Regions from separate parts of the Mus musculus genome. Here region 2 is linked to region 1. The links are chromatin loops, found by intact Hi-C in ENCODE. Cell type or tissue: heart. All regions are shown on one strand. Each heading gives the region's core, and the rest is flanking DNA. Links, peaks and the distances in the headings are about the cores only.

Region 1 (7,555 bases), core at 2,843-5,342:
AGAAATTACTTAATGTCTAAAGTAGATTGATTAAGCTAGCGACAAGTATTCATACCAAGCTGAAATCATTACTAGCCAATAGAACCTCCCACATTCCAGATCCAGGTGCTCCCATCCCCCTTCCTCACTCAGTGTCTCAGTGCCTGCAGCCCTGTCATCACTAACAGACATTTCCACCATTGCCATGGTTATGTATATTCATTATTTATGTGCTCAATACCTTTTATAAAGTTTTCACCATAATGGCCTGCTCTCTCTCTTTCCAACCCCACTCACAGGCAACTCATTTGCATACCACCCCCAAGGTTTGCATGGTGTGGTTTTGTGGCATTTCCTTGGCCATCCTCTTTTGTCACAAAACCCTTTCAGTAGTAGGATACAAAAAGCAATATATGCCAGATTGTGGTAGCATAGGCCTTTAATCCTAGTACTTGGGAGCAGTGACAGGTAGATCTATGTGAACTTGAGTCCAGATGTCTAGAGAGCAAATTTCACAAGAGCCAAGGCTACACGGAGAAACACTGTCTTGAAACCAACAAAACAAAACAAAAAGCAGAGAAAGCCAACTTCAGTGGGTGTAATGAACTCAGATTTCCAGAGTGTGAAGGATACAGAGGCACTCAAGAGAGGCAAAGGACAGAGAAGAAAAACCTCTCTCCTCTTACCTGGGCCAAAATCCACCATCATGCGTACCCATTCCTCAGTGTTCAGTCTGTAGACACCTTTCTCCTTGTCTACCATCCATGAAATGGGAGCCTCTGAGAACACTGCACAGCAGAACGGCTCTACTTTGATCACACAGAGATAACCATACAAATTTCCCTCTTGAAACACATCTATGACTCTGGTCTCATAAGACACCTTGTCCTTGTCTTTAGATGAACAAAAATGGAAAACTGGCACCTTGGATATTGTTTCATTCGCCACAGTTTTCAAAGAGTCACGGTCAACGTTGTCTTTTGGGCATCCCAAGATGATTCTCTTATCATCCACTCCAATGAAAAGATAGCCTCCCTGGGTGTTTGCAAATGCGGAGATGTATTCTGGAATTATGTTTTTCATATATGCTTGGACGTGTTTGGTAGAGAATTGTTTAAACTCTATAGATGTGGATTCAGAGAAAAGCAAGCATTGGCCATATTCAAGTTTCTTACTTTGGAAAATTTCAAAAGCTGGATTTGATTCAAGGCTGTTCTGACACATGGCTCTCGGAATTTTAGCCGGTGGAGCTCCGTCATCAGTAGGCCTGTATTTGATACATGCCTTCTTATCTTTCAGAAATTCAAATGCTTCTCTTGAATCCATGGCAACCTTAGAAGTTATAGATCTACAGTACAGAGAAGAGCCCAGGCTGCAAATTCGAGGCTTAGTAGAACCATCTTCAGGCCTGCAGCTCCAAGATTTAACAAAAATGTAGAACTGGTCCTCTTGTTGCTTGGTCTCAAAGAAAGCCTGCATATTAGGGGACATAATAAGCTCTCTCAAAGACTTTTCCAAGTCCTGTCCCATCTCCACAGGATGCTCACTCTTGTTAGTCATTTGCATAGCAATTAATCCTCCTCCAGAGTTTAACAGAGCACAAGCAGCCTCTGTAATTCTTGTCTTCTCCAGCTTTCTTTTCTTTGAGTCCATTTTATTTCTATCTTCTTCTCCGATAGTCACTTCTCCTGCGTAGATGGTCAAGTCTGGGCACGACCATTTCACTGCTAAGGAGGGATGTGTCTCCATGCTGATCCTATAGTCAAACAATCCAAACATTTGTTTTACTTTTACTAAAAACTTACTTCTCCCATGCACACAATTCACTCATCTACGTATTGAAACATATTTAATATGAGGTAAATATATTCTGTCAGAGCAATAAAATATCAAGTAAGATAAAAATAGTCCTTTCTCTTTAGAAACTGTTTTGAAGGGGCAATCAAAGTAGAACTTATCATCAAATGTGATATGGGTTATAGTAGGACAAACAATTGATGGGGTGTCTAAACTAATTTGGCTGTTAACCTGCGATTCAATAAAGCTCTCAGGAGGAGACAATGATGCCTAGGTACCAGAAGTGTCAGGATGTAGCCATTGTCATTAAGGTACAAGACCAGGAGGAATCAATAAATCCAAGGGTGTGCCATGGAGTGAGATATCACAGCTTGGTATATATTTCTAATAAATTAAGAGATGATGGAAGAATATACTTGAAGAAGATGTCGAAAAAAAGGTGAAAACCCAGAGGTGGGAGAAAGGAAGAGGAGTATGGTGTTGGGCATGGAGCTCAAGGGTAGATGCTGAGATTCTCCAGGTATCTAAACTGCTGACCAGAAATGCACACTGAGATTAGGAAGTCTTATTCAATGATGTAGGGAAATGCCAGGCAGTGATGGTGCACGCCTTTAATCCTAGCGCTTGAAGGCATGCCAGTAGGATCTCTGAGTTTGAGGCCAGTCTGGTCTACAGAGTAAGTTCCAGGACAGCCAGAGCTACACAGAGAAACCCTGTCTGTGGGCAGGAGAAGGGGAGGGTGGGGGATGTTTGGTGAAATGACATAACTTTTAACTTTAAAAAGTTCCCAGATTCTTTGGCTCATATATGTCAATAAGCAAAAGTCTATGAATTGTCACAATGGATTGAGAAATGAAAAAAATGAAAACTAGGTACAGAAAAGGCCACTAGATAGACTTACTAAAAGAGAGAGGGAAAGAGAGAGACAGACAGAGAAAGAGAGAGAGAGAGAGGCACAGAAAAATTTGTATTAAGAGAAATTGATAGTTCTCTTTGCGATGGGAATATTAACAATATATACCATGGAGGAGAGAGAGCCAGCACAGAATGAACTTAAAGATGGAGCAGGAGGCTGAGGGACTGAAACAACAGAATCCTGAGCACCAAGGTTTGGAAATGACAGTGGTCCATGAGCTGGGAAAAGGTGAAGAAGAGGAGAAAGGCAAGCAGTGGGCCTGGTAGAGGTTAGGTTACAGATGTCTGTATGTCTGTACATCTCCTGCCTGGTGCCTGGTCAGAAAAGGGCTTCAAATTCCCTGGGACCAAAATTATGAGAATTGCTCATTGCTGTGTGGGTGCTATGAATTGAACCTGGGTCTTCTGCAGGAACAAGAAGTGATCTTAACTGCTGAGCCATCTCTCCAGATGTATATAATTGAGGTTTTTTAAGGGAGTAAAATCCTAAAAGTGTCATGTGACCCAGAATAAGGCCAGACTAGAGGATGTTTGCCAATGTTGAAGGATTGTAGGGGCTTGTGGGACAGCTGGTCTATAGTAATGGCACCATTCCCTGAGACCTGCAGAAAGGTGATCTTGTCTCCCTTATACAATCATATAAACAGTCGGTGAAAGATTAGGCCTCTGATGACTGTGTGTAGAAAGTAAGAGTGGAACACACAAGACACTAGAAGGGCTGGGGCAGTACACTGGGCAAAACAAATTGGGACTGGCCATCTTAGGCAGAACTGGGACAGAAAGGAAACAGGCTTTAGAAGGTGTGCTATTTGAGAAACTGAAATCCCAGGGTCTTAGGCTCTTTTCCATAGCTTCTGGATTATAAACCCTGGGTGAGATAGTAGCTATTCTATTTCTGCCTCTTGGCTCATTGCTCAGTTAAAGACAGTATCTTAGAGAGAGGGGTCGCTCAGTGGCATCTGCAGAATCCCTTTCAACATTGTCATTTCAAAGCTGAACCTTGGGCCTAAAGCTTGTACTCTAACTTGCACCTACTAAGAGTAACAGGCTCTACCAGCTCAGAGACTGCCTGTTGAGATTGCCAGCCAGAGCAAGCCAGAGTGACAGAGACAGCCTCCCTCCCCCATCCCTTCACCCATCTGGGTCCCCCTTCTCCTGTGCTGGGCTGGTCAGTCTCTCACCCACTGGAATCATCCCCTTTCACTCCCAGGCCCCTCCAGTCCTCAGCACCTACTTTTAAAGGAACGCGTCGCCAAGTCTGAGAAAATATCCGGGTCTTCAGACAGGAGAGACACAGTGGTGCCACCCTGGCTTCTGGGCTGCTCAGGTCCCAGTTCTGGTGTGCTGGACCTCAGGGAAGGTGGAGGGGAGCTGAGGGTCTCACCAGGTCCTGGTTGCTCCGGATCCCAGAGCGCAGAGCGCGCGGAGGTGGCGCGGAATTCCAGCCTTTCCTTTTCACTGCCTGACTCTCCACCCACCCTCTCCCGCCCGTGGGCAGAGACCAATAGGAAGCCTTCTAAATACTGGAAAGCTTGAAACTCAGAAACTAAACTTCAATAATTGTGAACCTGAGCTATATTGGGCGTTCGGATTGTTCTTGGTGTTTTTAGTTTCTTTTGGTCTCTGCTTTCTCCCCACTTCCTCTTTCCTCCTTGCTCGTCCTAAATGCTAGTGTTCCCTCATGGACCTATCTGTCTGCATCTATATACCGACTAATCAATCTGTTTATGGGATCTTTTCATACAAATTACACAAGACAGGATAAAATTTTTTCAAAAGGAGATAAGCTCTTCTCCAGCCCCTTCCCTCTGGAGCTCTTCTCCAGCCCCTTCCCTCTGGAGCCGGGCCTCCCATCTTTCCCTGGCTCCCTTGAAGGTCACACCTGGACCCTCACTCACCACTTCCAGTGGAGTTCTCTTGATCCCTGTTCCCTGGCCACCTTGGAAAGCAGAATTTGGAAACAGACAGGAATGTAAGTCTCCCTTTCTTTCCAGAAGCCAGCCTCCTGACAAGATCCTTCTGGTCTGTGGCCGGGTAGTGTTCCACTTGTGGACTAGTCACCTGCCTGTGAAGTCCAGAAAAGCAGCCCTGGTTCTACTGTGAGTTTGGCTAGCAGTGGTAACAGCGAACTGGCTCAGTTCTTCTTGTGGTTGCGTTACTTGCTTTTGGGGAAAACGAAACTGCTCAAATTTTCTGGCCAGCTGCAGGCATGCTGCCAGATTGAGCTCACTTCTGGTTTTGAAGGATCTGACTGTCTTGCTGTGTTTCCAGCTAAGCCCCCATTCTTAGCTATTCGTGGGCCTCCTCACTGTAGCAAGGACTTATAGCCTTCTCAGCCTGAAGGGGTTCCCTGCTGTGGAAAGGACAATCAAAGAAAACATAATATTTCATATAGTGGGATTTTTTTAGGGTTAAGCAAATGTATAAGAACTCTACCGAACAGTGTTAGAACGGTGGCATAGCTAGAAGAGGAAACACGAAGCGTTCACTCACTGGAAACTGAGCTTAGGTAAGAAAGGAGCAGGTTATATCTGTGAAAGCTTACATCTGAACTTATGATCCTTTATCGTGAAGTCTGTAAGAAGTCTGGCAGTCTTACCTAGTTAAATAATGTACTAATGAGCACACACAGTGGTGGATTCCCTTAGGGTAAGGAGCTACGTCTGTTTTCTAGCTGTCAAGCTACAGTTACCTTAGCTATCAATGGAGTCAGAAATCTGAAAATAAAGTATAATCTAGGAGTCATGTATTAATTAAAATGACAGAGTTTCATGTACGGTTCACTACATAAACAGCTCCCAGGTACTTGAGGTCTCCATGGCATCTTGGGCAGAGTCAGTCTAGATTTCAAGGCCAAAAGACAAAAACCTTTTTTTCTGTGGAGTTAGATATGTGTGAAATGAGAAATGACCCACCTTGGCTTAGGCAATATGAGGCATTTGACTCTCAGGGTATCCTGTTTGTCCACAGTGTAAACCAAGCCGTAGCAGCAGCCAAGACTAGTAGACTCTTGTGTCCTTTTTTCCTTGGAGAACATAAAAGATAACTCTCAGGCTTTGGGAGTCTCTGTCTGTCATGAGCTTAAAAATTAATACATTTAGCAGATTTCTGACAAGTTTGACAGTAGTCTCTATTGAGCATATCTGAGTTAGACGACCTGTGATTGCTTAATTACTTGTTTGAGAATGTACTAGCAAATAGGGTACACTATAACTTAATGGCAGTTAAGAAATAAGGGTAAACATATATTTATAAAAGACAGTGATCTTTAACCTCATATTGTTTACAAATCATTATTTACTAAGGCAGGATAGAACAAAAACCTTATCTTGTTAAGTGACTTTGACAGGTTGTATCAGTAGATAAAAACACATGAAGAGATACACACCCAAAGAGACAAATGACAGAGTTTTGTCTAGTGTACACATGGCTTCGAGTTGATGTGGACCAGAATGGAAAGAAATCAGAGGGCTGACAGCAGTGGCTTGAGGGCGTGGTGGGGCCAGGGGCGAGGGGAGGTCAGAAAGCAAGTGTGTTAGGGCAGCTTCAGGCCAGTGCCACAAGTGCCACGTGTGGGTGCTCAGGCTGTGCAAACAGGCCAAATGAATAGGGAAACAGAGGAGCCCCAGCTCTAGGCTGCAGACTATGGGCAAGCAGAGCTGATTCCCCAGGAAAAAAACTGAGAATGAAATGGAGAGCATCAGACTTAGGAGCTGGGGAGAGGCTCTAGGGATTGGCATTGTAGGAAATAATGTAAAGAGAGTAGATGGCTCTTTATAGGCGCAATCCCACTCCTGATCAGCACGGGAGATTTGACTTGCTCCATTTCCAACCCCGGCTGGTTCACAGAGTGGGAGACAGGTGCATGCTTGTGTGCACCAGGCATGCCCATGCTCTGGCTAGGACAGGAGATGCTCATCCTGAAGCTGGAAGACCAGGAGGATCCACAATAGCCCAGATAGCATACACTTCAAGGGAGTGGTTCCCTCCCCTCCCCTTGCCAGTTGTCCCTGCTGTCCCATGAGATGGCAGCAGCAACAGTGGCAGTTGCATTGCAGAAGGGGCTGCATCTGCAGCACCAACATAATCAAGCCTGACAGGGCCTTTATAAACCCCTGTCTAATGTAATTTACAGTCATTCTCTGGGAATGCCAGGCATGGACCTGGCCATATTTAATAAAGCTTGCTTCAAACTTGCCTTAAAAACTGAGGTAGTGGTCTCATTCTTGTTCAGTGGGACTAACAATGCTGTAGCAGTAGCTGAGTGCTTTCATCTTAACCCACAATCACAAGGACATAGAGAATTGAGAATGGCTTCTTTGTTGTTTTCTTCTTCTTCTTCTTCTTCCTCTTCTTCTTCTTCTTGTTCTTCTTCTTGTTCTTCTTCTTGTTCTTCTTCTTCTTCTTCTTCTTCTTCTTGTTCTTCTTCTTGTTCTTCTTCTTGTTCTTCTTCTTGTTCTTGTTCTTCTTCTTCTTCTTCTTCTTCTTCTTCTTCTTCTTCTTCTTCTTGTTCTTCTTCTTGTTCTTCTTGTTCTTCTTTTTCTTGTTCTTCTTGTTCTTGTTCTTGTTCTTCTTCTTCCTCTTCCTCTTCCTGTTCCTCTTCTTGTTCTTCCTCTTCCTCTTGTTGTTGTTGTTCTTCTTCTTCTTGTTCTTCTTCTTCTTGTTGTTCTTGTTCTTGTTCTTCTTCTTCTTCTTCCTCTTCCTCCTCTTCCTCTTCCTTTTCTTTTTCCTCTTCTTCTTCCTCTTTTCCTCCTCATTCTCCTCCCCCTCCTCCTTCCTCTTCTTCTTCTTTTAAACATCGAGTGGTACAAAGAACAGAGCTGCAAGGACACTGCTGAATTCAAGTGCACTCTCACCTTCCATT
Region 2 (7,555 bases), core at 2,962-5,461, 60 kb before region 1:
GGAAGCTTCCTTCTTGGGGTCTACAAGTCCTATTAGAAAATTTCCCAGGTTTTACAGATGACCCGAGAGACTTTGCCACTCAGAGAACTTGACCAAAATAGTCCCCCAAAACTACAGCTCTGATAAGATGGCTCAGTGAGTAGAAGTGCTTGCAAGTAGACCTGATGACCTGAGTTCCATCCCAAACCCCACAAGGTGGGAGAGAACTGACTTCTGACCTCCTTGTGCATGCTGTGTGTGGTACTGGCCAGTACATGAGCACAACACATTTTAAAAAGCAAGCAAACTCAAACAAGCAGTTCCCTGTGGCCATCCCACAGACTTAGCCTCTTTCGTGAAGCTGGCCTCAAGCTATGTGGGATAAAGGGTCAACTTCAGAAAGGAGTTCTTAAAACTTCATTTCCCACCTGCTCCTTCTTGTTCTAGTCTAATGGTTCTATTTTTCTGGGTTTCAGGAAAAGATTTCAGCTAAAGGCGGAGAAGATGAGTTTCCTGGAGGATTTGGAACTGAACTTTGCGGAATGTATACAAGATGGAGGAAAAGCGACCCTTGGGGTTAGGCAAAGGGAGGAAATGGATACCACACACTGCATGAAACAGAACGAAATCATCTCGCAAGCCGTGTGCGCTCTGCTGAATTCCGGTGGCGGAGTGGTCAGGGTTGAGATTGAGAACGGAGACTATAATTTTGAGAGGGATGGAGTTGGCTTGAATCTGCCACCATTGTTCAGAAACCATTTAGACGAGATGCTGTATGGAAAGCTCTTTTTAATATATGTGAGTTCGTGGGACGTGGCAGCCTCTCACGTGAGGCTCGCTACCCTGTGCTCCAATTTGTACCACAGATGTGGAACATTTACTGAGGTCATGGATCCTGAAAAAGCCCTGAAATTCCTCAAAAGGGTCCAGGATCCTAGGATTCTTGGTGACTCTGACTCGCTAAATCTACAGGAAGCTCCTGTAGATGACGCTCAGATGATCTTAGCTTCTGATTTGTTTCATAGCCCGCAGCTCCAGTACCTGGAAAAACTCAACTTCACAAAGTCCTCACACGTTGAATTTCAAATGTTCTCGGCAGACCTTTCCCAGGGCATTAGAGAGAGACTTCCCAAGTGTGTTTCTGCACTTGCCAATTCTGAAGGGGGCTATGTGTTTTTTGGTGTGCATGATGAGACCCGTCATGTCATTGGATGTGAAAAGGAAAAGATAAATTGTACCAACTTGAAATCTACTATCGATGCCTGTATCAGGAAGATGCCTGTCTACCACTTCTGTGGACAAAACCACAAAGTGCAATATGAGCTTAAATTCCTTGAAGTGTATGATAAGGAGGCCCTCCATGGGTATGTCTGTGCAATCAAGGTCGAACGATTCTGCTGTGCAGCATTTGCCAAAGCGCCCGATTCCTGGGAGATAAAGGACAATAATAAGAAGCCGCTAACTGCGAATGACTGGGCCTCTCGGATGATAGAAATCAACCCAGGTCAGGGAACAAGACGGAAATGTTGCTGGGGGTGGGGTGAGGAGTGAGGTGGGGGAGGGGTGAGGCTGGGGGGGGGGTAGGGGCAGGGGAGGGGTGTGGGAGGATAGAGAGAAGAGAGAGATGTGAAATTCTTTGGAATCTGGGGGAAGAGATTAATTCCTACAGATGGTAAGTTACCGCCCTTCCCTCTGACTATTCATCTTGAATACTCTGCATGCATCAGAATGGCAGTCCCGTTAGAGGTTGATGCGGGGACAATTCGAAAGAGTCACTTCTGTTCCTTCCACATTTCTTTTCTTGTTTACTTTTTGAGTCAGGTTAGCCTAGGCTGGCCCCAAACTCAAAAACCCCCTGCTGCAGTCTTCAAGAGTGTTGGGTGACAAGCGTGAACCACCACGCCTGGCACAGATTTCCTCACGTTCATATTAAGACCTCTTCCTTCCCAAATACCAGCTTTCATTTAACCACTCAGCAAATCCCCACTACACACCAACAGGTGTGTCAGGTGTGTCCTTTCTAACTAACTTTTTGACAGTTTCCCCTCCCTGTTTTTTAAAGCACTCTTAAAATTTTTTTTTATTTTACATATATAGATATTTTGCCTGAATATTTGTGCAACATGTATGAACAGTGCCTGTGGAGGTCAGAAGAGGGCAACAGAAGTCATGGAACTGGAGTTACAGATGGTTGTGAGCTGCCAAATAGGTGCTAGGAACAGAACCTAGGTCCTTTGGAAGAATGGCAATGCTCTGAAGTGCTGAGTCAACTCCCAACATGCAAAAAACACATTTTTAAAAAATCCTTTCTCTGAGCTTTTCATGAGCAAACCACGGTTTCTCCATTTTCCCATTTCAGGAGCCACAGTATGACACTAACCATACTGCCAGGCCAGAGAGCAGGGATGTGATAGGCATCTGCTTTAGAAAAGGCAAGACAAAATGGGCTTAGATGAGAGGAAGCCAATGGTAACTTCAAAAGTAACAAAACAGGGAGGGAGGAGGAGATAGGGGGCTTGTGGAGGGGAAACTGGGAAGGGGAAGAACATTTGAAAAGTAAACAGAATAACCAATTAAAAAGTAACAAAACAAACAAACAAAAAGGTCATTTCAAAATTATTCAGAATCCTAGACCATTGACCGTCACATTTTCTATTCACATATACTTAAAATAGTATTCTAAAAATATACAATAATTTTATTTCAATATGATTAACTATTAAAGGTTTGGAGAGGTAGCTCAGAGGTTAGGAGCATGGGCAGTTCTGGCAGAGAACCTGGGTTTGGTTTCTAGCTGATCTGTGCTGGAAATGCAAATATCTGCAAATGGTTCAGCTAAGAGGCGTTTTCTGCCCTCTGTGTACTCAACGGTTGTTTCATGTTTCCTCAGACCTTTCCAGTTTCCCTCAGATGATCCCCTGGAAGAGTATGTTAAACACCACACCCTGCAGCAAGACCGTGTTCACACATAAATATTTGAAATGTGTGGAAGACCTGCAGAAGGATTACTTTCCAGGTAACTGTTGTTTCTGGCCACTTTGGAACAGGTTGACTGTTTCCATATTTGGGGGAGAAAAGCCTTGTTTTGAGTCCATACAAAACCACCTATGGAAAGTGCAGAGAGGGGCTGGAGCTGTGGCTTAACAGTTAAAAGCACTGGCTGCTCTTTCAGAGGACCTGGATTTGATTCCCAGAACCCACATGATGGCTTACAACCATTACCACAGTGGGTAAGTATGTTGCAATGTAGTTGCAGCATCCAACATTAGCAGTGAGAACGAGTGCATTATTGCCATGTGCCATGTGCAAGTGCAGGGCTGAGTGTGGACCATGTCCAGGTACATCTTGTGACTTTGTTCATAGATTTTCTAGGTTCTCTTATTGATAAGAAAATATTTTGAAACATTCTGGTGTTTCTGGATTTTTCTTGGTTTTAGTTGTTTCACCATTAAGCTTTTGCAGGACATAGAACAAAGACAAATTTAGACAGGGTTTCTCTGTGTAGCCCTGGCTGTCCTGGAACTCACTTTGTAGAGGCTGGCCTCGAACTCAGAAATCTGCCTGCCTCTGCCTCCCGAGGGCTGGGATTAAAGGCATGCACCACCTTCCCACTAGTGTTCTCATAGTCCAAGAGAGGTTCTTTCTTGCTGCCTTGGCTACTGTGTTCTCAGTGTAGTCCATGTTGATCACAGCTGGTTATGGGCTCCCTCAGACTCAAGATTGCTTCTCTTTTTGTTACTAATATAAAACTGATCATTGATACATGATAGAGCTCAAAGATCGAGATCTACATCATATAATGGTAGAGTAAGACTAATTACTAGCTACTGATTTGTTTAGTGATTTACTTAAAGCACTGCTTGTACATCTGTTGGCCAAGCAGGGCTTCACTTGCCATCTGAAACAGAATGACCTGGAGAAACAGTTAATAAATAAATAGACAAATAAATAAATAAGTCCTGGCCCTCTAAATCCTGCTGCCTGCCACATACTCTATAAAATCTTGCTTGCTCGCTCCCTCCACCTAGTGGTTTTAAAGTGTAATGCGTTATTACAGATGGCACGGGCATGAAGGCTTTTCATCCACTGGTCCTCTCTTCCACTCTCATTGGTGTTATTCAAGAAAGATTATTCAAGAGTGCTTATTCAAGAAAGATTCCCACAGCAATGGTGATTATTAGCTTGTCTCTGATTCATTCCGATTCTTTCCTTGTCTAGTGTCACCCAACAGGATTACATATACTCCAGAGAGCGTCTACAAGGACCTCTTCGCAGATTACAGAGGACTAAGAAACTTAATAAATATGGAAATGCGCTGTTTCTCTCAAGGGATATTGATCTTCTCCCACAGCTGGGCTGTAGATCTAGGTCTTCAGAGGAGGCAAGATGTCATCTGTGACGCTCTTCTGATTTCCCCGAACAACGTTCCAATCCTGTACACCATTTGCAACAAGTGGGATCTGGGGAACAGGCACTATTCCATGAAAGTTGCCCGTACCCTGAAGCAGAAGCTGGTGAACATGGGTGGCTACCCTGGAAGATTAGGCATCATTCCCTTGGTCTTACCACTGGGTTCTCACCAAAGAGTAAGGAATGACTTAGAAATGCCAGTGTACCCCGAATCCTATAACTTCATAACCACACAGCAGGTGGAAGCTCTGTTGCAATCTCTTGTGATCATCTTGTTTGGGTTCAGACCCCTGTTAAATGAAGAGTTAAACTTGGAGTCTGAGACTGTGGCCCTGCTCTCAGACCAACAGTACGGGTTGCTTTCAACTAACCTGAGCAAGCACAGAGAGATGTTTGTTCACGGCTTACCTGGATCAGGGAAGACCACTCTAGCTCTCATGATCGTGGGGAAGATCAGGAATGTGTTCAACTGTCAAGCTGACAACATTCTTTACATCTGTGAGAACCAGTCCTTGAAGAGGTTCATTGTGAGGTAAGCAACCTGACTATTCATTTCTTTCTGGTGGGCAATTTGAATGGGCGTGGCTTTCGAGGGCTAAGCTCTGGGTTGTTGCTTCCATGCTCAGGAACTATTCCTATCTATTGGGCTGCCTTTCTTTGCTTAGCTGAGGAAATCTGACTGTGTTTCTTACACTTGCATCAGGAAAAACGTTTGCCAGGCAGTGACACGGAAAACCTTCATGAAAAATACCTTTGATAATGTGCAACATATCATCGTGGACGAAGCTCAGAATTTCCGAACGGAGGACGGGAACTGGTACGCAAAGGCCAAAGCCATCACTCAGAGAGCGAGAGATGGCCCAGGAGTTCTCTACATTTTTCTGGATTACTTTCAGATCAATCACTTGTGTTGCAGTGGCCTCCCTGAGCTCCAACACCAGAAGCCGTTATTGAAGCTCACCAGAATGCTCCGCAGCGGAGACAACATAACCAGCTACCTTCAGGATATAATGCATCAAATCAGAGAAAATCCTCCCCCAAATGTCCCCCAAGAAGCCTTGATGGTGGGTGAAGAACTTGAATGGGGTCCAGATGTCACAGGCAACTTAGAGATTACTGATAACTTGAATTTGGAGCAGATGTCAGTCTATGTAGCAGAGAAATGCCAGAGTCTTTGGAGGTCTGGCTATTTCACGGATGTTGCTGTTCTTTTCACTAGAGCCAGAGATATAGAAAAATGTAGAGACAAGCTTCTGCTAGCAATGAGGAGGAGGTCCATGTCTCAGCTCGCTGAGGAGCCCAGTTTACTAGTGCAGGTCAGGGAGGGGTTGGATAGTCTGGGTAGTCACGTCGTGTTGGAGAGTGTTCACCGATTTTCAGGCATGGAAAGAAGTATTGTGTTTGGGATCATTCCAATGGGATCTGAGACGGCCATTTTCTACAATGCTCTGCTCTGTCTGGCTTCCAGGGCAAGGACACATCTGTATATTGTAAAGGTTGTGTTTTGATAGGAAGATGCCAGTTTTCAGTTAGCTTGGGTTGGTCTCTAGCTGTCTTTGAAGCTCTTTGATCTAAACATTTAAGCACCAAAAACATTTCATGTACAATCAGCCACACTCAGGGCAAGCAAATATGAGTATGGGGGATGTAGACAGTAGGAAGAGACAGCAGAGCAATTAGCTGGCACTGAGATATCCTTTCTCTCTCTCTCTCTCTCTCTCTCTCTCTCTCTCTGTGTGTGTGTGTGTATGTGTGTGTGTGTATCAGGAAGGACTGGTTGTTTGAGGTAGGCAGGAAAGAGCTAATTATGAGATGACTGCTGACTTCTCGTAGACTCAGATATTTTCCTTGTTTTTAACACAGCCACCGGCAGAAATGCTTGATCTTGGTGTGTGGAGGGAGCATGAAGGGGAGAGGGGGAGAGAGTGTGTCCATCTTTAGCAGGACATAGTTTGAAATGTAAGTTCACAAACTGCAAGCTATGATTTCAGGGTGAGTCCAGTTCAGTTTAGCTTGTCGAGTTGCTTCCTGTTTTGCCTTTCATCGGCATTGCTGTTTCTGATCTTTGCCTTCTACATGACTTATTTATTCAGAATCTTTGACTCCGCCTTAATACTATTCCTGTGGGGACCCAGAGTTACTACCGTCAAAGTGCCAAAGTGTGGGTGCAGTGGTTTGGAAGGTAGAGGGCCGAAGAGGAAGAATGTACAGAGTCTAAGCCTGGCATCACTCCACACTTAATTTAGTAACCACAGTATGCAAACATAAGTCAAATATCTCTGCTCTCTGTGCGCTCCCCAGTTCAAACAGCCTTTCGAAGGCCGTTGCTGAAAAAATACTCATTTGTCATTTGCTTTAGGTCTCTGTATAGCCCTGGCTGTCCTGGAACTCACTCTGTAGACCAGGCTGGCCTCGAACTCAGAAATCCACCTGCCTCTGCCTCCCGAGTGCTGGGATTAAAGGCATGTGCCACCACGCTCGGCTTCTCTGAAACTCAATATTTAGAGCCAAACAGAGCAAACTTTTCTGGGAGACACAAACAAACAAAAATCCAGAGTTCATTTCCAGGGATGATTTGCAGGAGCAAATCATGAAAACTTAAGGAAAATGAATAAACATAGAGAGTATGATATAAATTGAATAACTTAGAGAAAAAAAATCACACATTCTAATGGGTGGATCGGAACCTACCATGTTTATCAGAGAGTGTGTGGGTATGGGTGAGTGTGGGTGTGGATAATAATCAGAAAAAAAAGACAAAGAAGCTTGGGGAAATGGAGGGCTGGAGAGTAGGGCATCAGGACACATGTGCTATGAAGCAGAAAGGATGCTGTGGGGAGATGGAAGTGGAGTCACAAGGGAAGGCTCAGGGAGGGGAGGGGCACAGATATTAGCAAAATACTGTAAAAAAATAAACTTGAACATAGAATCGGTTTGCTTTAGGCATCTAGTTACATTCTTAGAGAATTTATATCAAAGAAATTTACTTCTAGCCAGGAAGTGATGGCACACACCTTTAACCCCAGAACTCAGAAGGCAGAGGCAGGTGGATCTCTGAGTTGGAGGCCAGCCTGGTTTACAGAGTGAGTTCTAGGACATCTAAGGTTATACAGAAAACCCCTGTCTCAAAAAGCAAAGCTGAGCCAAGCCAAGCCAAGCCAAACCA

Evidence for each region. A loop is a pair of places that touch in the nucleus more often than their neighbours do. Peaks named below come from ENCODE experiments on the same cell type or tissue, not always from the same donor. Only the 100,000 strongest peaks of a DNase experiment are listed, where the experiment ranks them.
Region 2: a loop joins it to region 1, with 5 times the contacts of the local background. A loop is called at or near these places in 2 of 42 quality-filtered maps.

The regions. Positions count from the first base shown.
Region 1 is chr11:83,015,988-83,023,542 of GRCm38, forward strand. Slfn8 (schlafen 8) reads right to left here and starts at 4,823. Exons shown (of 6, transcript NM_181545.4): 1 at 4,590-4,823; 2 at 3,926-4,041; 3 at 666-1,735. The coding sequence starts at 1,728. In heart, for the core only: no CTCF peak of the experiment used is centred there; DNase peaks (open chromatin) are centred at 3,964 and 4,684.
Region 2 is chr11:82,955,808-82,963,362 of GRCm38, forward strand. Slfn5 (schlafen 5) reads left to right here. Exons shown (of 6, transcript NM_183201.4): 3 at 456-1,483; 4 at 2,870-2,995; 5 at 4,198-4,921; 6 at 5,093-7,555. The coding sequence starts at 484. The coding sequence ends at 5,897. Slfn5os (schlafen 5, opposite strand) reads right to left here and starts at 4,874. Exons shown (of 3, transcript NR_045932.1): 1 at 4,798-4,874. In heart, for the core only: a CTCF peak has its summit at 4,009 (motif pointing left); a DNase peak (open chromatin) is centred at 3,994; H3K27me3 peaks cover 581 bases.